Linked DNA regions of Mus musculus: all the other regions are linked to region 3. The links are chromatin loops, found by intact Hi-C in ENCODE. Cell type or tissue: heart. All regions are shown on one strand.

What was found. Hi-C counts contacts between places; a loop is a spot of excess contacts. Peaks named below come from ENCODE experiments on the same cell type or tissue, not always from the same donor. Only the 100,000 strongest peaks of a DNase experiment are listed, where the experiment ranks them.
Region 1: it touches region 3 in a loop (2.6-fold over the local background); 5 of 42 quality-filtered maps call a loop at or near these places.
Region 2: it touches region 3 in a loop (1.9-fold over the local background); 4 of 42 quality-filtered maps call a loop at or near these places.

The regions. Positions count from the first base shown.
Region 1 is chr13:44,225,062-44,233,061 of GRCm38, reverse strand. No RefSeq gene overlaps it. Among named protein-coding and RNA genes, the nearest start is that of A330076C08Rik, 13 kb to the right of the region's middle. In heart, a CTCF peak has its summit at 4,317; DNase peaks (open chromatin) are centred at 461, 801 and 4,321; H3K4me3 peaks cover 903 bases; H3K27ac peaks cover 4,850 bases.
Region 2 is chr13:43,905,842-43,913,841 of GRCm38, reverse strand. No RefSeq gene overlaps it. Among named protein-coding and RNA genes, the nearest start is that of Gm23117, 37 kb to the right of the region's middle. In heart, a CTCF peak has its summit at 4,901; DNase peaks (open chromatin) are centred at 261, 5,381, 5,661 and 6,181; H3K4me3 peaks cover 604 bases; H3K27ac peaks cover 2,050 bases.
Region 3 is chr13:44,043,062-44,051,061 of GRCm38, reverse strand. Gm33489 (a long non-coding RNA gene) reads left to right here and starts at 5,943. Exons shown (of 4, transcript XR_382281.3): 1 at 5,943-6,161. In heart, no CTCF peak of the experiment used is centred here; DNase peaks (open chromatin) are centred at 4,431 and 7,701; H3K27ac peaks cover 1,568 bases.

The DNA of each region.
Region 1 (8,000 bases), 180 kb before region 3:
CTGTAATTCTGAAAACTCTTCTTCAGTTTCCCCCATATTTAACAGCATAAAGCATCTTTCCCACTCCCCAACTTAAAGAAAGACTTCAAGATGATGTCCATGGCAGTTTACCCAGGGTAGGGGGGAGCTTGCAAAACTAGCAGCTGTGTTCATTCTGAGCGGTGTGCTTTTTTGAGGGAGGGGGCTGGGGAGACTTGTCCTCCGAGTCATCTTAAGTCTTAGGATAATACTTACCTGAAGAGTTGGCTTGCCACATCCAGCTCAGGCGTGGAGTTTGGGATCGGTTGCACCCTGCTTAAACAGCGATCTGGGCAGCTGTGTGTATGCACGTGCTGTAGCTGCAGTGCACGCGTGAGCACGTGTTTGAACCTGCCTACCAACTGGGAATGGGCGTGGGCTGTGTGAAGCTCTCGCTCTTGTTTCCATCTCTGACTTGCAAATGAGGCCTGTTTTCATAAACTCAGTCAGGCTGTGGGAGTAGGAGCCAGAAGATCCGAGGGAGTTTTTCCCATAATGCTTGCTGCCCCCCCCCCGGGGGGGGGGAAGACACAAACCTGGTGGTGTCTAAGGCAGGGAAGACCTATCTCCAGGTGAGGCCGAGAAGGATAATAAATACCGTTTGCTGGCATGAGTTCCTAGGGCAGAGCTGGCCACAGGAATCGAGGTCCCCAGGATGTGAGGACCCCTTACAAAGCAGGCATTTATGAACCGGTTTGCTCGCCACTAATTAATTCCCCAGACATTCACCAACAGTAACAATCCCTTCAATTAGAGGCCAGGCCCTGGAAAGCCCTGCTGTTTATTGGAACTGACATCTGCATGGCCAAGTGTGACTGTGTTAATACGGAAATGCACAAAGGGACCCGGAGTCCTCCCTCCCCATCCCCGTAGCCCCCCTGTAACTTTTAAGCAAGGATTTGGCTCTTTAAGGAGTTTTTAATTTGTGGCTTTGCACTTTGGTGGTTAGCTTGTCAGCACGTTGCTTACGCTTCTCCCTGGGCTGTGATGTGCCCCTGTTCTGGGTTCTATCATAAGCTCATGAAAAGGACCTCAGACACTCTAAGGACAGATCTGCTGGAACTAGAGTTACAGTCTCCTGCGAGCTGCTATGTAGGTGCTGGTCACCAAATGTGTGTCCTCTGCAAGAGCAGAAAGTGCTTGACAGCTGAGCCATCTCTTCAGCCCTGGGTGTTGTTGTTGTTTGTTATTATTGTTAGCTTGTTTGTTTGTTTCCTGGCATTTTTAGGAAGTTGACTTTCCCGATTCTCCTATTCTGGGGAGATGTCAGGCTAGATGGTACCAAGATGATTAAGGGAATACACCCCTGACCACTGAGAAAGAGGATTAAACCTGAGCGAATTCACAGATCTAGACAAGGCAGGATTAAGACAGGCTGGTGGTAAGAGGGAGCCAGGGATAAGAGGGCAGGGCTCCAGGGGAGATGCAGGCAGCTGGCTGGCCAGCTTTGTGGAAGCCCTGGCTTCCACAGGCATTCACTAGGGGTCCAGAAAGCCAGTCTGGGCACAGAAAGGGACTGGGTCATCTGGGGGCATGCACTCTGGGCTGAGGGAGACTCTCACTGCGAGGCAGAGCGTAAGCTGATCATTTGAGGCTTGGCTGACCAGGGCATTAAGTCTGCAATAATTTAGACAGATGGAGACCAGTGGGATGTGGGAGTTACTTCAGGAGAATCAGAGTTAAGACAGTGTGGGGTAAGAAAGGGGAACTGGGGCACACAACCTAAGACTCCGCCCTGACTTGCCCTCATAGGACATAATTTGAGGACACTTCCCAAAGTTTTGTGTGCTGACAGCTTGACCCCTCAGGATGACAGGGCGAATGTGGAGGATCTTTCAGAGATGGGGCCTAGTGGGAGGTGACCAGGTCACTGGGGCACTACCCTAGGAAGAGATTAATGTAGTGCTCTTCCCCCCAAGAGTGGGTGGTGGTAGAAGCAGTGCACCTCACAGGAACATACTTGCCTGTTGTTTTGTCATGGTCGTCCCATCGCTACACTACACCACCTTCATGCTGGAGTACAGACAGCCGCCATCACCCCTTTGAGCCCCCAAAGCTGTAGGAAAACTGAAGCTCTTTACTACTGTGTCCCTTGATCCTGGTGTTTGGTTATAGTGACATGGAGCAGACTCAAGCAGGCTCTGAGAGCAAGGTCCCCTTTCTACAGCCCCATCTCAGGCTGGGAAGGAGGTAAGCAAGGAACAGCAGCTTTGTGGTTAGAGCTGAACGGTCAAAAGATGTGAAAGCTTTATGGAGGTCAAAGAAGGTCAGGTCAAAGAAGGGAGGGCTCAGATGACAGCGTAGTGGGGAAAGTACCTGTCTCCTAAGCACGAAGAGCCGAACCTAATCCCAGCACCCACGGTAAAGATAGGCATGTACCTGTAGTCCCAGCACTGGGGAGCAGAGACAGGGAGATCCCTGGGCTCATTGGCCACTGGCCGCTGTTATAGACCAGCGAGAGATCCTGTCTCAAAACAGAAACAAAACAAACAAAACCCATCTTGACATCTTGACAGCTTCCAAGAGGATCTTCTACTCTTTATATGAGTATGCACTTATTTGTGCACATGTACCCCTCCCCACACTCACACACATACACACACACACACACATACTCACATACACACACTCACATACACACGCTCACATATATATACACATACACTCACACACACATACACACATATACTTACACATACACTCACATACATACAGACACATACATACACTCACATACATACACACTTACACGTATACTCACATACACACACACTCAAATACATGCAACACATACACACATACACTCGCATGCACACAGACTCACACATATACACTCACACACACACTCACACACTCACATACATACACACATTCACACACAATTCATACACACACTCACTCACACATACTCATGCACATACATTCACACACACACACTCACACACATTCACTCACATACTCGCACACTCACATATACACACATACATACACACACATACATACACTCACATACACACACAATTCACACACATACACACACACATTCACATACATACACTCACACACACTCTCCCACACACACCCCACACACTCAAAGAACACACATGGGGAGAATGCAATACAGCAAACAAGAGAGAGCACCTAGAGAGAAGACATGCCCATGAGGACACTGAGGGGCAGTACAGGTGACCCTGGCAAAGTCAACACTGACAGCACTAGAGAATAGGAGATGGTGCTGGCTGCTCCCATAAACTGCCGGCCCTTGGAGGGTGCTAGTCACAGGCAGGTATGGTTCTGAGGGCTTTAAAGGAAGTAAACCAGCCGATACTTGTGATGAACATGGAGCCCTGGATGCAGAAGTTTAGTTTGTCCCAGCTCTTCTGGCATCAGGACCTTGTGACACTAGACAGGTGACAAAGCCTGTGTGTATTTTAAGGTCCTGAGTAACTCAGGATGTGTGTTAATATCAGCTGATCTAGAGAAAGGACCTCAGACTCTGGAGACCTCAACCTAGATGACAACTCAGCAGGAGCACCAGGCTCACATCCCTCCACCCACACACCCATCCTTCTATGTCTCAGATCCTACGTGAAGCCCTTGCGTTGCCCAACACTCCAGCCTGGCCCTCATTCCCTTCTCTCTCCCTCTGGCTCTCACGTCATTAACAAAACTCCCCAGACCCTTGCAAATCCCCTAAAGCAGGACTGTCCCAGGAGACAAATGGTGGATTTAATAAGCTTCCCCTTAAATGGCCTCAATCCCTTCCAGTTGATTAGGAGGAGAAAACACCGGACTGCAGGACAGTTCCCGGGCAGGAGGTGAGGGAGGGAGAATAAAGAATGTCTCCCAGCTCCCGGGCCTCGGGGACCAAATTAAGAAAGCAGGCACCACTTACTCAAAATCAGATGAATGTCAGCGGAATGTTTGTCAAACAAACTTGTCATTATTTGTCACAATTTGAGGACGTATCCGTCAGTCGTCACACTGGAGCGTGTAACAGCTATTTATAGCTGCCAGCCGAGAGTTTTAACTCATGCAGGGCCAAGGCTCCACAGTATAAACAGATTTATTTATAATGATTGCGCAGCTATAAATAGTTTGGTTTGGGGAGCGTCGAAGAACAGCTCTGGAATGTTCTGCCAGTGCCAGCGGCAGGAAGGCTGACAGCGGGAGATGAACCCTGCTTTTTGTTTTGTTTTCTTCTTCTTCTTTGGAGACTCTTTATGTATGTCCTTGGTCACACCCTTCCTCAATGTCTCTTCTGGAAGGGGAGTGGTGTTCCTCTGCATTCCCAGGAGATGGTAGAAGTTACTCACTTAATTAACATCTGCCCCAAGATCCTCCCTTGAAAGGGAGTCCAGGCCGGGGCTTCGCCTCCTTTGTGCCTATTCGTGGACAATGAACTAATTACAGTCTCTTTTCTCCCGCAGGGTTGGGGGGGGGTGTTATCCTGTTATTCCAGCGAGAAGGCAACTCTCCAAAGGCTTGTTTATAGCTTCAGATTTAATTTGAATGGCTGTGTCCTCTCTTCCAAAATAAGAGGTTATCAGAAATGAACTAGTTTCTCATGTCAGCAGGACCCCAGCTGAGGATTAAAGAGTAGGGGTGGGGGGAGGTGCTGAGGAGAGGGACGGGAACACGCATGTATAAACTGTACATGGAAAACACATAGTTGCATCAGTGTAAAATCCGATCATTATAACATTTGGCACAGGGGCAATAGCGATCCACTAGCCAGCCTGCACCCCTGCCCTCAAGAGCACATACCTATTTATCACATTGAAATGTCTGCTGTCATACCTCTTTCTAATGCCATCTGCCAAAGTCATCCGCTCAGTTTTCATGCGGCTGGCCTCAATCTTATTTTGCATACACACACACACACACACACACATATACATACATAAAGAAAAGGTGTGTCCTGGAAAAAAATTTATTGGATCTTAATTTGCAAGATTAGTTCTGGTTCATTTTATGGCTGTAATTTAATACTCATAATGATTTTCTGACACATATGTTTTAGCAGCAAGCTCTCCCTCCTATTCATCTTTCATTTCGATACAGCTCTAAAGTAGATTAGGCTGGATGGTACGCGTCAGGGAGTGTGGCACCCCGAGAGAAACTGGCATCAAACTGCTGCGGCTGCTCCAAGCTGGCAACAAGGCTCAGCTGGGCACAGGGGATGGGATGGCAGAAGCAAGAAGCCCAACTTCGAGAGCCATCATTATCAGCTATATCATCATCATCATTACCATCACTAGTGTAATTCTTTGAGGACGGCTGTAAGTCAGGCCCTATGTAATCAAAAGCCGCTGAGTACCTCTGCAGGTAGTATAGCTTATGGGTACAAACCGATAGTTTAGTTCTCTGGATGTCAAAGAGGGGGAAGGCTCTGGAAGGTTCTGCCAAAGCCAGTGACAGGGCAGGTAGACATCAGTAGCAGAGAGATGAATCCTGTGAGTCTTTGTCCTTTCCCTGGAGTCCTCAATGCTGCAGGACCCTAGGTGTGGAGGCCCACGTTTGGCGAAGGCAGGTTTCCTTTGACAGTCTCTCTGGGAACCTAAGTTATACATTTGCAAGAATGTACACATGACTATGTAACTTGATAAAAGTGACTTAAACTGAAAGTTGAGAGAGATTTGGGGAGTGCGGAGCTCATCCTGGAGAATGTGATGGACCTCTGAAGCGAGCAGCCCCCAAGCCTGGTTTAGGGTTATGACAGAGGCACCCAAGGCCAGGGTACAGGAAATCCAAGGGCATAATGTGAATCGAGTTGAATGGCCAGGTGGGCAACTCTTCGTTTATTATGGGAGAAGCCGTCACCATACATGCTACTAAGACTAATCCAACCTGCTGTGAGTTTACCTCACAGGGAGCTACACAGGACAGACTGCGTTCAGACAGATGGACGCTATACCAGGATTCTCCTTTACCCTCTTCCAAGTCCTCTCAGACTTTGTGAAGGCTCTGTACTATTTTAAAGGATAGTTTTCATCCTCCCTCCCTCCCTCCCTCCCTCCCTCCCTCCCTCCCTTCTTTGGTTTATTTATTTATTTATTCATTTATTTTTAAAGAGAGGGGTTCTCAATGTTTAAAATAGGACAGATATTTTCATACTAATGATAACATCTTCACGTTACCAAGCAAGTAATTTCATGGAGGCTTCCCAGGACTAGAGATATGCATAGTTAGGAACAGCACTACTAATGTGTGCTATACAAGATGTCAGTCTGATACAGCTTATGGCGAGGGCTTTTGTTTATCCCTGTTTCTGCCTTGTGTCCTCTCCCCACCCCCCAGCTCCCTCATGTGAGCTGAGGAAGGTGCACTGTGAAAGCCATAGGCAGCTGAGGGTCTTCTTGAGGTAGCTGTTAGGGTTTTCCCCACGATTTCTCTCCTCAACAGAGGAGGGAACAGAGCCCCGGTGTCTCAAGGCTTTCCCATTCGACTTTCAAGAGACAGAGTTGGGAAGAAACTACTGTCTCTTTCCTCACAACAAAAAACAAACTACTCTTAATACTTGCTAAGAATGGATGCATGTGCCCTTATGAAGGTTCATCCTGGTGGCTCAGATAAATGTCCTGAAGGCAGGAATAGGGCTCTAAAATTCTTTCTGAAGAGTTTGTCATAAGCTATATCAAATTTACATTTTGTATAGCACAAATTAATAGTGGTGTTATTAACTTTCTGAAGGGTTTCAAATTCTTAAACATTTTTATTTATTTTTTTAATTCTTTCTCCTTTTTCTTGCCTTGGAGAGAAATGGGGGAGGGAGCTGCGTAGATGTCTTACTCACACAGGTCACCTTAGTTTTTGAGACAGGCCCTCTCTCTGAACCCAAAACTCAGGGATTCACCTGAATTGGCTGGCCAGGGAGCCCAGGCTTTCTCTTGTCTCCGCTTCCCCGGTGCTGAGATTACAGGTACCCTCACCCTGCTTTTACGTGGGTGCTGGGGCTCAAACTTAAGCCCTCACCTTTGAGCAGTAGGTTCATTCCCCACAGAGCCATTTCCCCAGCCTCTGCAGCTCTTCTTTCTTCTTGCTTAGGGCCTTGCTGGCAGGTAGATCCTGCTTCTCATAATTTACCCTCAGTAAGATGGGGTAACTTCTCCATAAGATGGGGAGTCCTGAGAGAGTTGGGTGGTGTAGGAGAGACTGAATGCTGGGTCCTCGCACATGGAATGTGGTCAGCAGCAAGGACAAGAGAAGGAAAGTGAAACAAGCTAAATACCTCAATACTTCCAAGGCTCCAGGCTCCCTCAGCCTGGCAGGATCCACCCCAGAGATGTTCCTAGTGACCCTGAGAGGGATGTAGGAGCCACGTTCACCAACAGATTTGGGCACACACAGATCTGATAGCTCAGTGGGGACTCAGCAGGGGACAGTGAAGGTTGAGCCCTACCAGCAGACAAAAGGAGTAAGAGGAATCTGGTCTGGTTAGCAGGCCCAGGGAGTGGGTGTCTGCATGGTTGTGTTAACTGCGCTTCACTGGTGTGGTCAATGCCTGAGAGCGCCCTTTCGAAGAATGAAAGATGTATTTGCCTTCTGCTTTTGGGCCATGGTTGCTCGGGTTTGAGACAAGGCCAAGCATCATGGCAGAGCATGTGACTACACAGGAGAGCAAAGCTGCTCCCATCATGGCCTCCAGGAAGCAGGCACTGGGGAGGTGTGATGACAAGAAGCACCCTTGAAAGCATGATTTCCGTGACCCACTTTCTCCAACCAGACCCTATCCCCTACTGGTTCATTCTGCTATGAATTGAGCCATGGACTAACCCACTGATGAGGTCAGCATGCCCATTATACAATGCTCTCTCAGCAGTGCCACCACCTGGGAACAGAGCACTCCATCATGAGTCTTTTGATGCTGTCGCAGAGGTTGGTCTCACTTGGGAACTCAACTTGCCCCTATTGGAGGTGCTGTTTGGCTCCAGATGGGAATCAACTCCATCACAGGAACAGCCAGGCTGTCTGGCTGTGAA
Region 2 (8,000 bases), 140 kb after region 3:
AAGCATGAAAGAGTTTTAGGCAGCTACACCATGGAAACGTTCTGTACCCGGTTAATCATTCAGACCCTGGGGAGTCATGACCCTTCTCCCTTCTAAAGGGAGTGGTATCAGGTTCAGTCTCTGGAAGTCAGCACAGCTGCATTGCTTCAACCCGGAAATGACCACCTGCGACCCAGAGGAACAGTGACTCAAGAAAGATCTCTGGTCAGGAATTCAGCAATGGGAAGTGGGGGCGGGGGCGCTGCTTCCCTGGGCTCATAAAAGCACTGGGAATCCCCAAGAGCAGAGCTGGAGGACAGGGAAAGAGAGTGAATCTCTGACTCTCTAGTGTATGGTACCTCTATGCTTTCTACCGGATGGTAATTTCAGGTGCTGTGTTAATTTACAGTGTGTGACACTCCATATGTGATATTGTGTTTTATAAAAAGACAGAGAGGAAGGGATATGTTTGGTGGAGGCACGGTATGGTGTGGAGGAAGGGGGAGTCTCTGCCGGCCCATGCTGAGGCATACCTTCCCCCTCTGAGGTACCAGCCACAGGATAGAATAGAGTTTATTCAGGGCATGGGGAGGGGTGATGAGAGAAAGACAGAGAGAGAGAGAAAGAGAGAGAGAGAAAGAGAGAAGGAAGAAGAAGGAGGAGGAGGAGAGGAATAGATGCTGGCCATGAGCACAGGGAGAGAGAGGGAAAGGGAATGAAAAGAGAGGAGGGTGAAGGGAGAGAGGACAGACAGAGACCAAGGGCAAGAGGGCAAGAGAGAGAGAGAGAGAGGAGGGGGCAAGCAGCCCCTTTTATAGTGAGTCAGGCACACCTGCCTGTTGCCAGGTAACTGTGGGGCGGAGCCTAGACTAAATGCCAACCTGTGGGATGTGGCACACAGCCACCAACAAGTAGCACTGACGGCCTTGTTGATTTCAGCCATCATGGTAGGAGTTCTACCATGCGCTTTATATTTGTATTTTCCAGAAGGCTCGTGGCACGGCCACAGATGCATTCCACCATTTGCATAGCTTCTTTTTCACATGTTTGTTTCTTATATGTTCTTGTCTTTTCCATGTTGACTGATGTCTCATCTCCTTTGGATACAGGTCTGTGTCCTGTAGATGAATGGTTCAGCATGCCTCCTGTGCTCTGTGTTTGCTCCACTTAATTATTCTTTCCATGAGTCTATATTATTTTTTTTATTATGTAGTCAAACATCTGACTTCTTTTGTGCTTATTACTTTGTATGTGTCCCGTTTAAGAGACAGTTGCCTATCTTAACATTATAAAGAAAATTCCTATTTTTCATCAAGATAGAACTTGAAATTAGTATCTTTCACACTTCGTTGGTGACTTTTCTCATTGCTATGAACTAATACCTGAGAAGAGACAACTTAAGGGAGGAAGTATTTACTTTCGGTCACGGTGCTAGAGTGCAGCCCATCTTGGTGAAGGCTCAGCAGTGGGATCACAAGGCAGGAGCCACACCATATCCATGATCAAGAAGCAAAAAGAGGTGGATGCTGGTGCCTACCTCAATTTCTCTCCCTTTTCTATTTTGCAAAATTTGGTCCTGGGCCTCCAAGCACAGGATGGTGTGTCCCACACTTGGGATGGTGTAGCCCACATTCAGAGTGGGTTGTTCCTCCTCTCCAGTTAAGCCACACTGGAAATGTGCTCACAGACACGCCCAGGGGTATTCTCAGTCAACTTGACAGCCAAGATTAACTATCATAAACACATTGATAATTTCCCTGAATCTGATTTTAGATGCAAGATGGGAACAAAGATATTATTTCCTGTGTAGATATTTGACTCAGATCATTAGGGAAAAGGCCATCCTTTAACCAATGTGCTGCTGTGCTAACTTTATCACAAATCAAATGCATTTTATTTTGGAATTAATTTGCTAACACTTCAACATATATATATATATATATATATATATATATATATATATATATATTTAAAGTTATCTCCCTGTAGACTGTGTCTTACAGTGCCCTTACTTCAGTGCCCTTAGGATTATAACTAACCTAATAAAATTCTTTAAAATATCTTTTGATTTCTTACTCTCTGAAACAATTGTATATGATCATGTAATGTGTTTATTAAACTCTGGAAAACATTCACTAATGGAATCATCTGGGCTTGAGTCACCTTGAGGTTTTCTTAGATTAAAAAAAAAAAAGATCAAGTTTAATAAATGTTGAATGCTTACAGAATTCCTACTGGTGTGTCTCCCCTTTCTGTGAACTATTTTTATAAATTATTAAGTCTTGGCATGAAGTTGTGATATCATCTCATTTTGGACACAATAAGATCTATAATAACACATCCAATTTCTAATACAGGGATGGAGAGATGGCCCAGTAGTTAAGAGTTAATATCGCTCTTCCAGGAAACCTGATTTCCATTCCCAGAATCCTCCTCAGGCAGCTCACAAACAACTCTAGCTCCAGCTTCAGAGGTCTGTGTGAGTATATGTCACTCATGTTCTCAGTCAACTGGACTCCTTGGGCCATATACAAGTGGATATGCTCACACAAGCACACAGTCAAAATTAAATCTTTTTTGAAATTCCTGATTCTCTCTCTCTCTCTCTCTCTCTCTCTCTCACACACACACACACACACACACACACACACACACACTCCTTTTAAGCCCCTCTGCTGGTGTTGTGGATTTTCCACTGCTGGAAGCCTGTTGTCCCCTTTACCCTGTCCTCTCCTCTATTACCTCTGAGTGTCACTGAGCAGTGCCCCCCCCCAGCATCCCCGTGTGAACAGTCACATCCTTCCTTTGCATTCTCTCTCCGAGACTTCTGCATTTGTGGATATGCACTTCCGTGTGATATACTCACGCTCTAATTGTCGCTTAACCTTTAAATATATTTCTAATTTACTCCTTGACAATTGCACACATTTATTTATACAGCGTATCATGCTCATGTCATGCCCCGTCCCACCTTCATAGCCTCTCTGTCGCTGCTGTCCACACTGAGTCCAGCGCTTTGCACACAATCCTTTCACCAGCAGCCAGACTCCCAAAGAAAAATGGCTCTCCTCTCCCCCGAACCCCACCAATCCCTCATAGTTCCTGAACTCTTGGGGGAGTCTTATGAGCCCCTCCCTCATCAATACTGGAATTATTAAATGTAAACACACACTTTTATATCTCTCCGTGAGGATAAGTCAGCCATAATCCCCAGGTAGATATTATCTCATATAATCATAGTATTAGCCATAATCAGATATCCTCTGATCCTTTAAAACAGTGATTCTCAACCTTCCTGGTGCTGAGACATTTTAATACAGTTCCTCATGTTGTAGTGACCACTACCCTCCCCCCAACCATAAAATTAATTCGTGGCTATTTCATAACTGTGATTTTGCTATTGTTATGAATCATGAGGTAACTATCGGATATGCAGCCCCCACGGGGAGCAAGATCCACAGGTTGAGAACCACTGTTTTAAATGGTGCCAAAATTTTTATCATATGAAAAAAAAAGAAAATCATAGCCTTATCATCAGCTTCACCAAACAAAAGGGAAAGCGGACTCGCTATGCTCTCAGAGTCCGGTGTCAGTACCCTGGTTCCCTGCTTCCTTCCTGAAGCATGGACAGGAGACTTAACAAAACCCGGGTGGCTCCAAACAGCATCACACACTGCAAGCCATGCCGTGACTGTAGATCTGACTTGGGTTTTAAAAGCTTGTCTGTGAAGAGGCCTGGAAGTTCCCTGCTCTCCCAGGCAATCTTCACCTCCTGACCCCTTGCCAGCTGGGACAGCTGCTGCTGCTGGGTCGAGTCCCCTTTGACATGTAGTGTCTCAGTTTGCTTTCTGTGTCCGTGACTGTGGTGCTTAAATTACTTTGCATTCAACAAGCTCTTGGGTTTAATCCCACTATTGCAAAACAAACAAACAAGCAAAAAACCCAAGGAGGTCAGAGAAAGGGGTCACAGGGGGTTGGATGTCCTTAAGAAATTGAGGTGTAGTCTAGGAGTTGGTTCTTTATGTTCCCCCAAAACTTCTGTTCACTTTAATGGCTGAAAGCATGGGCAGAAGCAGAGAGGACCTGGTCAGATTAGACAGAGCAGGCAAGGGAGAAGGGTTCTCCGGTTTGCGGTGACCAGGACTGGCAGCTGCTTCCCACCAAGCTGATTGACTTGTGATCTAGCACAGGCCGAATACCTGCCTGCCACGTTTCCCCTTTCTTATTCAGCTCCGCATCTTACCTCTCTGCCCTAAGAGATGCTCTGTGCTTGATCATCAGAAGGCCTGGCTCAGTCTGGTCTCTGCTTCTTTTGGGCAGGTCGGCACAGGCATCACCACCATTATACCATCACAGGACCTAGGAACCCCACTCACCTCGGTTCCCAGGAACTTGAGAGGTGCAAGGTTTCTTCTCCCTGCAATAGGGATCCATGGAGAAGCCCTGTGGCTTCCTGGTATTCTCAGCTGTCAGGCTGCCTACAAGAACCCACCGGCCCCCTGACAACCACCTAGGCTGTCTTCATTGCCTTCCCTCCCAGTCAGGTGTGAGAGGCTGGGGGGGATGAGGGGCGAGGCTGTTAATCAGTTAGGCAACCCTGATTACATCTTAATAACAAATGCAAAACACCGAGAGCAGCAATTTGCAGTAATGGGAAAAATCAGCAGGGCCCTGGGGTGAGACAGGAAGTAAACACTCTCCAGGTTCAAATTTGGGGAAGGAAAAAAAAAATCACTTGTGAGAACCCTGGTGATGCCAGGAGAAGCCTGTGCCTTGCTGCTAGATGACAAGAGACTGCAGAGCAAGGAGAGGCTGTAGCCAGGGCCAAAGGCCACTGACTCCCTGCCTGTCTGCGGAAGGAATCTGCTGTGGGATGCTTCCAGTGCACAGACTCTTACCAGCCACAAGAGGCTAGGCTCAGCCACCAGACCCAATGCCAGTTAGAGAGTGAAATAACGGAGGAAAAACGAAGAAGAAATTTAGCCGGTCAACAAGAAGAGAAATGAATAAAGGGGTCTCCCTTCCCCCAACTTCGCCTTCAGGGTATAGACCTGAGCTTCTTGGGTTAAATAGAGGATGAATTGGGGCAAAAGGCAAGTGGTGCTCAAGAAAGGGTTAATCATTTTTTCAGCACTAGTTCTGTAAGGTGATCCCCAAAAGTCCTTAGTGCTTGAAGGGACACCACACTGGTTCTTCAGAGAAGAGTATTTAAGCTCCAGATTGCAGCCTAGCCACAGGGAGTCGGAGGAGCCTGAGGCCCAAGGTGGCTCTATCCTGCAAGGCTTCGCTCTTCCGAGAATCCGGAAGAGGACAAAGGCTTATCTTGGTTCTTCAGCCTTGAAGGGGAAAGATAAAGGTTAAGTAGACACTCCCTAAGGAGATTAACACGCCTATGCTGAGCCTTGCTGGAGTCTGAGCCAGAGCCAGAAGGAGACAGACACCGATGTAAACAGCTGTGTCAGAATTTAATCGCTCTTAGGCCAAAGCGAGGGTCTACAGCGTAGATGCCATGATTTCTAGCAAGAGTAGCATCTATGAGCCCGTTATAGGAATGCCACACTCTCCCTCATCTTGTCCACCAAAAGTCTGCCAGAAACCGACAGGAAAGATCTCTACTGGTCAATTCTGGCTAAACAAGCATACTCAACCGAAAGTGCTGCGGGGTGGCCAAGACAGATGACTGCTGTCTGCCTCAAGAGTCCTTCCTACCTTAGTCACACCACGTCAGAAAGCTGAGGGAGGCTTCAGTACATGGTATCCAGCCAGGAGAGCCTTTCTTTTTATCTCTCATGATCCATTTGGAATGCGAAGGCGCAGTTGTTTCCCACTAGAAGGTAAATTGCTTCACGGTGACCATTTTTCTTCCTCTTTTGAGAACATTCCCAACCCCGAACACACATATTTTTCTTATGTGTAATTTGATCCGGATGGTTTCTTGACCTGCATCCAAATCAAGCCGTGGGTAATTATTACTGTCACTATTGTTATTAACACTGATATTTATCATAATCTCACAAATGCCGGGGACAGCCCTTAATCTTGCTGTTTTATTTGGTTGAAAGGAAAATGTGAAGCGCTGGCCTCCCTCCCGGTTTAGCCTCTTGTATTCAGTTTTTACCAAACTCCTACATGGGGATAATTAGCCCAATTTCCAGGGATCCCGAGTCAGCTATAACTCTGAATTGTAGTCACAGGATGGAGCCAAGGCCAGCAGGTGGAAGTCGCTGAAGTTAGATTAATCTCACTGACACAAGGACACATCCAATTGTTAGGGCTCATAGCCAGCTGCCTGTTTCTGCAACCCAGCTCCTTGGAAATAGAAACACTCACGTAGAGCCCGTAGAGGATCATGTATGAGGTCGTAGAACTGAAGGGGAACTCCCTTCCACTCTTTGAAGAATTGCTAGTCTCAACTAAAAAGAAGGAAGCCGTGGAAAGATTCATGCATTTATTACAGGCAGGGAAGCGCTAACCGTGATTTGGAAACTGAAGAACTCCTCTTGGAGAGTAGATGGAAACTGAAGAACTCCTCTTGGAGAATAGATGGGCGGAGTGGGGAAACGCAGAAAGTTTGTAGAAAAATAGTAAATGGCTTTCAGGGAAACCCAGTAGTGTGCATTAGAGAGTATTCTGTGGCCTGTGACAGTCTATTTGGCCTGGATGCGAGACAGTGGTTTGGGAAAGATTCTCTATAGACCAAACTATGGCTTGTGATGAAAAGTCCACCCAGGTGTGTTCACCAATCTCAGCCATCTTCCTGGGATCTGAGCTGCGTTTTCTCTGGTTAATAGAGCTGTGTGTGCAGCCTGAGAGGGCACTCTGCTTCTCTGTGGGCAGATGGGATCTTGGGAGGATGTGGGGCCTTTGTAGAAAATCTCTTTCTGTTAGAGATGGGTGGAGACAACGGAAGGCCAGGCACCTTAAATTCTGTGTTAAACATCTGGCCTTTTAGGCATTTGGGGGTACCAGTCGCTGAGTTCCAATTTAGAAAAAGAATAAATTTGGTCTGCACGGAATTCAGTTAAGTCTGAGGCAGGGGGGCCCAAGAACCTGCATTTGTTGCTGGCACGGAGACAGACTCCGATAGCAACAGAAGAAAGAGTCAGTTTAGATTGTTAAGCTCTGCTCCGGGTCTAAGGTTTTATGGTGCCCCAGGAGCAAATTATTTAAGTAACCAGAATCCACCTCCCTGTAAAGAGTTGGGCATGGCCGACCCGTTAGAAGTGTTAACGAAGATTCAGAACCAGAGGACTGGGTTTAGCTCCACCCCCAGCATAATTCTGTCTTCATAGAAGACCTCATTCACTTTCTCAGGGGCTGCTCCCCCCCCCACTTCCTCCCCATCTCAGTTTGCTGGGCGTCTTCCATTGCTCATTGGGTTCAGATGGGGAAGCACAGATTGGGGTGGGGAGGACTAAAGCTGCGGCTGCCTTTTGTTCTCCTTGTCCTGGTTATACACGGTCTGACTTTGATGCCTTGAGACGAAACAGAACAACAACCTGTTTCCGGACATGTGATGAGGACAGTCACATCACCTTACCTGATGATCTGTATGTGACCCTACGCAGGGGTTGTAAAATCATCTGAGCCCATGTGTCTTGTGTCCCACAGGCAGCTATAGCGGGGGAATAAGGAGAGGCGAGCAGTCTCACAATACCTTGTAAAGCCTGTGGGCGCTCTGTGGTTGCAGATCACTTCCCGTGGACATCCTTGTGTCTGAGCAGCTTACCCTGTACAGCCACACATGAGGCACTGTTTGGAGAAGGAGCATGACACTGGGGACAGCAAACACTGTAGGAGAAAAATCCAGGCCATTTCCACTCTGTAACTAAAGCTTTCTTGGGCTAGAGGGATGTGGGGGAGGCAGAAGTGGGGAGGAAGGAAGGGAAAGGAGTCTTGAGTTTCACCAGGAAGCCCGAAAGGAAAAGAAATGGTACAAACCAGGGTGTGCGTGTGAGGGATGGGCTCTGGGGAGGGTCCCTGGGCCTGCCAGGGACTCCTCTGATTCTACCCTGCCTGTT
Region 3 (8,000 bases):
TTACAAAAATGTGGACAAACTTATCAGCAGCTACATCACTGAAGAAAATGATGCCCTTACCCCCAGCACCCATTAATAGTCCATAATCTCCTATGGAAAAATAGGGCCTCAAGAGCCCTCCCATGTGTGATGCAAGGATGATGTAGGCAGTCTTGTGCAGTTACAACGACAGCTTCAGTGAGTTCACATGCGCAATAGCCATGTCACTTCTGGAAGATGCTACTGCACAGCTCTCCTCCTCAACCTTGGGCTCTTACAGTTTTCTTGCATTATATCCTTCAAGCTTTGGCTGGAGTGATATAGACACACTCTTCAGGGCTGAGCACTCAACAGTGCTATCAGCATTTTGACCAGTTATGAGTGTCCATGCTTATTATTACCACCCCCTGCAAAAGAGGCTTTTTCCAATAAAGGCTGGAAGCAATACTAAGTGCTGGTATAGCCACATGTGTTCAGCAGGAGGTTTGACATCATGCCCATCTAACAAACTAGGAAAAGAGTCTCCTCTACACTAAACTTAGTTCTTCCTTACTCACTGAGACCAACTCTTTGGTGCATGTTACTAGCTTCGCTTGCTAGAAATGTTCTGACTATACAACAAAACTTCAGCAAATGCTACTTGTTGGATGTACCTTATCTCTTGGAGGCTTCTCTGTTGAAAATGTAGTCCTCAGAGTGGCCACATAAAAGGTAGCAAAGTTTTGAGGAGACGGAGCTAATGGGAAGGCACTGGAAGGGTCCCTTCAGAAAAAAAAAAAAAAAAAAAAAAAGAGTAATTCCCATGGGACTCAAGTCAATTCTTGTGAGGAGATTGAAAAGGAAACAAACCACGAAGCTAGAACAAGGAGGGTTCCCCCAGCTCTTATTGAGCCATGGACCATAGCATTTAAGATCCTGGTTCCTTGGCTGGCTAAGATCACTCTGAAGTATGTTCTGCACAGGCTTCTAGAGTTCTGCTTGGGACTCAAGGACAACAGGGCTCCAGCTACCTGCTAGGACAGCTGCTTCATGCCACTCCTCTCTTCTCCATCTGCTTCTCCCAATGATTCTGTTCCCTTATGGTCGGCTGAGATGTGGATTCCCCAAATTCAACAACTATGTCTCTCAAAATTCTCAGGTTGGAATCTCTAACCCTCATAGCGCAGTAGGACTGTATTGAGCTCTAGAATCTTTAAAAGGGCAATTAGGTTTAAATAAGATCATGTGTGTGGGCTGTCACTCAATCTGATTGATGTGTTTCACCGGGAGAGATAAGGACGAAGAGAAGCCCAGAGTGAATTGGTGGGAAGATTCAATGGGAAGACATGGTGGGAAGACTCGGTGGGAAGACAGCTATCTGCAAAGTGCAGAGAGAGACTTAGGAGACACCAATCCTTTTGATCTCAGGTTGCAGCCTCCAGACCTGTGAGAACAACCATTTCTGTTGTTTAATGCACCTGGTCCGTGGTTCTTTGTTGTATCAGTCTGAGCTTAATTAGTTAATTCCTAATAAACCCCTTGCCCTTGAATTGGTTCAAGGTCTGCTTCTAGGGATCTCAATCTAATATTCAAAGGTTATTGATTTTTTTCAGCTTTTCTTCTTTCCTAATATATGCAATTATGCTATAAATTCCCTTCTAAGCATGGTTAATGCTCTGGCATGCAGCATTTGACAGTATAATAACAAGAATTTGTAGGACAATAGTATGCTTTGATAGGCAATACCATCATTTGAAATAGCTTCTAGATCTCAGTGTAACTTCAGCTACAACTTGGAAAAGCTTCACACCCGCTGTATATATGTTACATGATATGAGTCACTTCGGCCCAGTGACTAGAATTAGCCACAAAGGAGCCAGACACACAACTCCCTGTGTTTGCTTATAACATCTTTGCCTTTACCTTTTTGCATAGGTGCTCCAATTTCTTCACTCTCTTAGTTATGTCTATTGCTGTAATAGGACATCATGGCCCAGGCAACTTATAGAAGAGTGTTTATTTACGGCTTACAGTTTCAGAGGATTAGAGTTCATGACCATCATGGCAGAGGGCAGCATAACAGTGGTCAGGAAGGCATGGTGCTGGGGTGGTAGCTGAGGGTTTACATCTTGAGACATAGAAGAGAGAGAGACAGAGAGACAGAGAGAGAGAGAGAGAGACAGAGACAGAGACAGAGAGACAGGTAATGGGCTATATTATGGTGTAAATCCAAAATATCCTCCATAGACTGGTAAGTTAAATCCCTGGTCCTCCATTGCTGCTGGTCTTTCAAGAGTTTGTGGAAGCTTTGGGGTGGTGGGTCCTGGCTGATGGAAGTGGCTCTGTGGGAACAAGCTTGAGTGGCACAGCCTGGCCCTGCATCTTCTCCTGCTCTCTGCTTTCTGATCCATCTCCCCTGTGAAGAACCTCGCCATATGTTTCTGCCGCGATGGACCGATCCCAAAAATCTTCCCTCTCATGATGGACTGCACCTTTTGAGACCCTGAGCCCAAACTAATCTCTTCTCCTTTAGATTGCTTGCATTACTTATTTTGTTATGGAAACAAGAAAAGAAACTAACTCAAGGGGTCTTTGGCTCATGGGGCCTATTATTGCAAGCATCAAGATTTGACTCCAAAACCAAACAAAGCTATAAAGCATACACCTTTAGCTAATGCACTCCCATTGTAAGCAACAGAAGCTGAAGGTCTTAGACAGCTCTCCCAAGCATCTCGCTCTCCTCTCATGTCTTACATGGATCTTAGTAACTAATTCTTGTGAGCATAGATAGGTGCAACAGCCTCCCAACATTTATTGTACCTTCTGTATGCTCGGCTGTTCCAGCATACAGATTTCAGAAATACAGGCCTATCAGGTTGTGAATAGACAGACCCAAGGTCCCACTCACCAATGGTTCGGAGAAGCCCATTTCTCCTTTATGCATGAACACTTCTAAAATGTGTTACAAAATTATTCGTTCTCGACACTGAGTATTGTATAGCGCACAGGAGGAAAGACGACGAGGCCAATGAATTGTTTGTTAAAAAGCAAGCAAACAGTAAAGCTGACTAGAACCACGAAACACCTTTTTGTAGGGCTGCCATCGTGTTGGAAGGAACAAGGTAATTCTAGGACACAAAACAGAGGCTTGGGAATTCTGAGAAGACTGAAAACAAGTTCCCAACGTTGACTTGGGGCATGGGTTAGTTATATAAATACTAGCCACCAGATATCTCAGGAAGACTGTCCTCAAACTTGACATTCACAGTATGTCCATCACACAATGACTGTCACAGAGTGAACCTCACACGGGGTCCATCATACAATGGCAATCACATGTGATTGGACTCTATTCTGTGTGTGCTTGTGGACTCTAGATCTCTGTGACACTGGAGTCTATTCTGTTTGTGGTGGGTGCTTGCCATACTTAAAATTGTGGAAGGTCTTATTGTTGTTTGTTTTTTGTTTTTTTTTTTAAGTCTGCTTTCTTCCAAGCCAGTGTAGAGTTTAGATAGACACTCTGTGGTATCTTGACCTTCTCACAAACAGTCTGGCTTTGTTCAAGTTTGTTTAAGCACAACATACTTAACTGCTATGGCCAACCCAGGTCCCTGCAGCATAGATACTCAGATTCTGCACCCTCCCAAGAGCCCAACAGTCCTTCTTTCTTGGGTCACTTGGAATCGCTATTTTCAAATTGAGAAAGTAAAAATGATATGGGGACAAGTGTCAAAGCAAGTATTTTCCTTCTTAAACTCCAATTCGTGAGGACATTTCTATTGAAGCAGGTAGTCCCCCCCCCCTTTCTCCTGAGTACAGAGGAAGACACATACCCCCCCCAAAATCTAGTCTCTTTCTTTGATCCCTGTTTGACACCAATTCATATTTCTCATATTTTTTAATGTTTAAAACAAGTATTTGGGAGAAGGGGGTACACATGAGTGCAGAATGTTTATGGGGAAGTCAGCGGATAGCTACAGGAGTTAGTTCTCTCTTTCCATCACGGAAGTCCCAAATATCAAACTCAGGCTTAGCAACAAGTGAACCCCCTAGCCAGTCTGACATCTTAGCCTGCCAACCGCCTAGCAACCACTTCTTATGTGATCATTGAAATCATGGAGAAGCTAGCACCAGGCTCAACTCAGTGATTATAAGATTCTCTAAGTAGCTTCCCTTGCTGTTTAATTTGAGACCTGTCCACCGTGTCCTTTGGCCACCTGCATGTGCAGTCACATCTGTTCTGGACCGCTGTTCTAGAATGCTCTTTGCCTTCCATAGAGTTGGTGATGTGTAGGACAGTCAGTAAAGTAAACTCTCCCCAAACATGAGTGAGCCTCACAAGGAATCCTTTGTATCAGCTGGGGCACTCCCATCAAGTTGTCCAGGGAAAGTTCACATGATCTCATTTCCCTCTCTTAACGTGACTAACTTAGGCACAAGACAGAAATATTCTTAGGAGATAGATGGCTTCCTCCCTCTCAGAGCTGGCTTAGAATAGAGGAACAAGGCCCCTGGGGGTCAAAGCAAGACCTCATGAACCCTCGATACTTTAAGACAAACAATGGGGACCTTATTCTAAATTTAGTTTGTAAGTAAAGGTTTTCCTGCAGGCTTCCTTCCTCACTGACCCAATGATGCTATGTCCTGGTACCTCCCCCCTCTCCCTCCCACCCCCAATCCCTTGTCTACCATTTTCTTCAAATGGCCTCTCTACTTAGATTTTTTTCCCTCCATAATTCTGCACAACAGAAAAAGACAAATAGATTTTTTTTCCTATACAACCTCACAACCATCGGATTAGAAGAAAAGGTGAGACTTGGAAAAGAGGGAAGATGGTGTCTTTAACATTAATTTCTGTGTCCCTGTGTTGTCGACACTAGGAGACGGAATGTTGGGAAGTACCTGGAATTAGTCTTTAGAGTCGGAAATCCCTCGTTGGGACTGAAGGCTTTACCAGAAGAAGAACAAATTCTTGAGTTGTCCTGCTTCATATCTAAGACAAAGCTAGGTCTCTTCCATGCTTAGGAAGTTTCCAAGCTGGGATGCCACTTCTAGACAAGGCTGTCATGTGCACTAAAACCCATAAGCCCTAAATTCCACACGATTTGTTCAGGGTGAAAACTCTAACCAGCAGTTCATTACACCAGACTGTCCTTCAGTAAGGTCACTGCCACACCACCTCTACTGTCCTGCTCTTGACATGAGGAAAATTCTCTGTTAAGAAAAAAAAAAAGCATCTAACAGGATGGAAACAGGGTGGTGGGAGCTGGATTCTGTATAAACAGTCTTCCATCCTATAGATTGACCAAGAACAACAAAAGGCCTCAAATCCACAGTCGTCAGGTAGAGACCCCAGGATACCAAAGTGTACTCTTCCTCCAGAAAACTAGATCCCTTATGTCACCTACAAAGATCAGTGTGTGTGTGTTCCTTGTGTGTCCAATGCCATCTTCTTTGCTATTGTTTGTTAGTCTGTATTAGGATATGAAGCCCATGGCGGCCTCAGATTTACAGTCCTTCTACCTTTGCTTTCCAGGCACTGCACAAGTATTTTAAATGGAACCAACACAATCATTTATTGCCATTGTTGGAGCACATCTCTGCTTCTTTTCCATGAACACAAGATAAAGCTATGGGCACATAGGTAGGAGCCACACTGTATAAAACTATGAACGTGTGTAAATTAAATGTTGTTATGTACATTGTATAAACTCTCACAGTTCAAGAGAAACAGGACTATGCTTCCTCCTTCTCCCCGTCCATCCTTGAATCAGGCTCTCTGTAGCTCAGGCTGTCTTTGAACTCATGACTCTCCTACTTTTCACTTCTCAAGTGCTGGGATAACAAGGGTGTTCCATAGTGCTGGCTCAGCATTGGAGATTTGAAATCCTCTGATGCAGGGACCAGCAGCCTCGAATCTATTTCCCTGGGAGACCTGCTCTCAGAAGCACTGTGAGACGCCCTTCTCCTCTGAGCCTGAGCTCTTCCCCTCCCTATTCAGCCTGGCTGCCGAAATGGCCGGCAGTGCGCAGGTACTGCCAGGTACGTCCTTCCCTCTCCATCACGCGCTCTGTTGGCCCCTCTGAGCAGAGTTTGCACCCATCTGCTCCTCTCACCCTTCCAGGCTGAAATAGGAGGTGTTGCTTTGTGGTGTTCCTACCACAGAAGACACAAGCCAGGAGCAACAAGGAAAAATATGGAGCGTAAGCCCCCCCCCCCCAACCACCCTCCACCACCCCCGTTTCCAGGTCATCAGCATGCGAGCAAACATGCATGAAAGTAAGTGCTAATGTGTTGCATGATTCAGTGTTTGCGAGACTCTCAACCCAGATAGCATAGGCCACGCCCCAGCATTACACGGTAACGAATTCTAATCACAACCCGTGCATGATGGCTGAAGCAGCCAACTCGCGATCAAAGTAAAGAACAAAATAACAACAATGCGGAGATGGAGATAACTCCCGTGTCCTAATTAGCTGGCAAAGGCGTTTACAAGCAGGACCACTGGGGCGATTCTGTTATTTGAAGCAATTATAGCACGTCTGATTTCCTCATTCCAACGTTGGTAGTTCCTACTGCCTTTTCTCGAAAATAATAATAATAATTCTTAACTATAAAAGCAGTTTCAGCCTATCCAATTATCTAGATTCTAGCTTATACTTTTTATTTGGAGATTTTTATGTAGATTTCTGCAGTGACCAGAAGAAGACCAGATTAACAGGCAGCAATGTCTCATCTCAGGCTGACTCTTTTCATTCTCTTGATCGTTTCCCTTCCCTCCTCTTCTCTCTCCTGTTTTCCACTGAGTGCATTTGAATGTGTGATTGAAAGGAGAGTCACGGTAAAAATTCACAATGAATTAAAAACGTCCAACAGAGAATTCTGGGCAGAGTAAATAGAGTTTAATGTTTGGTTAGTTCTTTTTTTTTTTTTTTCTTTTCTGAGAGTGTCTCAACTCCAGCTCATTCTCTTTAATTGTGTATTGTCAGTTACCTGATATTAGATAAATAACCCCCGGCAGATTTCAGCCCAGAACAAATATTTACAGTTAAGCAGTAAACTCCAGAAAGTGGCTTTGAACATAGGCCATTGGTGAAAGGGGGTACAAATCAGGCTGATTGTGTCTTGGGCTTATACCCACACATGGAGTTGTTACAATGAAACCGTTAAAGATGCTCAAACGATGTTTATCAGAAGAAAGCTGGCCTCTGCTAGGCTGAGACAGAGGGTTAAAAGGCTCTAGGAGCTGGGATGTCGCAGCACTAATGGGCACAATTTTTACAGACAGAAGGGCCAAGCCTTCGTCATAGTGGTAAATCTGTAGTGACAGACGTTTGTTCTATATTTGTGAATGACCTGATTTGGCATGCATGCAGCTCGTTCTACTGACAATAATGGTAACATGGTGTGAGGGAGAGAGAAGAAAAGAGAAAGGATGGGGAGGGGGCGTGGTGGAGGGAGGAGAGAGAGATCCAGACAGAGAGAAAGGGGAAAGGGGTTGTCAAACAGTTGGAGATCAGGAGCAACTGAAGGTGACCTAAAGGGAAACAGCCCTTAATGTCTGGTTGTTTTAATCTGGAAGGAAGCTTATGTTTATTCCTAATTGATTTGGGGCAATGCCCTTTCCTCCCTTTCTGCTCCCTCCTTCCCTCTCCCCTCTCCCTCTCCCTCTCCCTCCCCTGCAGTCTCTAGGGAAGGTATTCAGAACAGCTGTCAGACCATGCTAACCGGATGCTTCTGCATCCAGAAATCTCCTATAATTTGCAACATTTGATTAGCTCTCCATCCTGTGCCTTGGTATTGCAACCCGTGGGCATTTCAGGTAGGAGAGGAACTGGCCTGAAGTGACGAGAGAAAATGAAAGGCTGCCAATCACCAGGAGGGAAATTTTACACCGTCCCTGCTTCCTCCCATCTCTCAAGCCATCTCCCTTTTAAAGTAGCAGAGATAATTCATACTGTGAGCATGATACCCAAAGAGACCTCTGGGGAGTGGGGAGGGCTTAGGTGGCGGGTAGATCAGTTAATAAAGACAACCCGGGG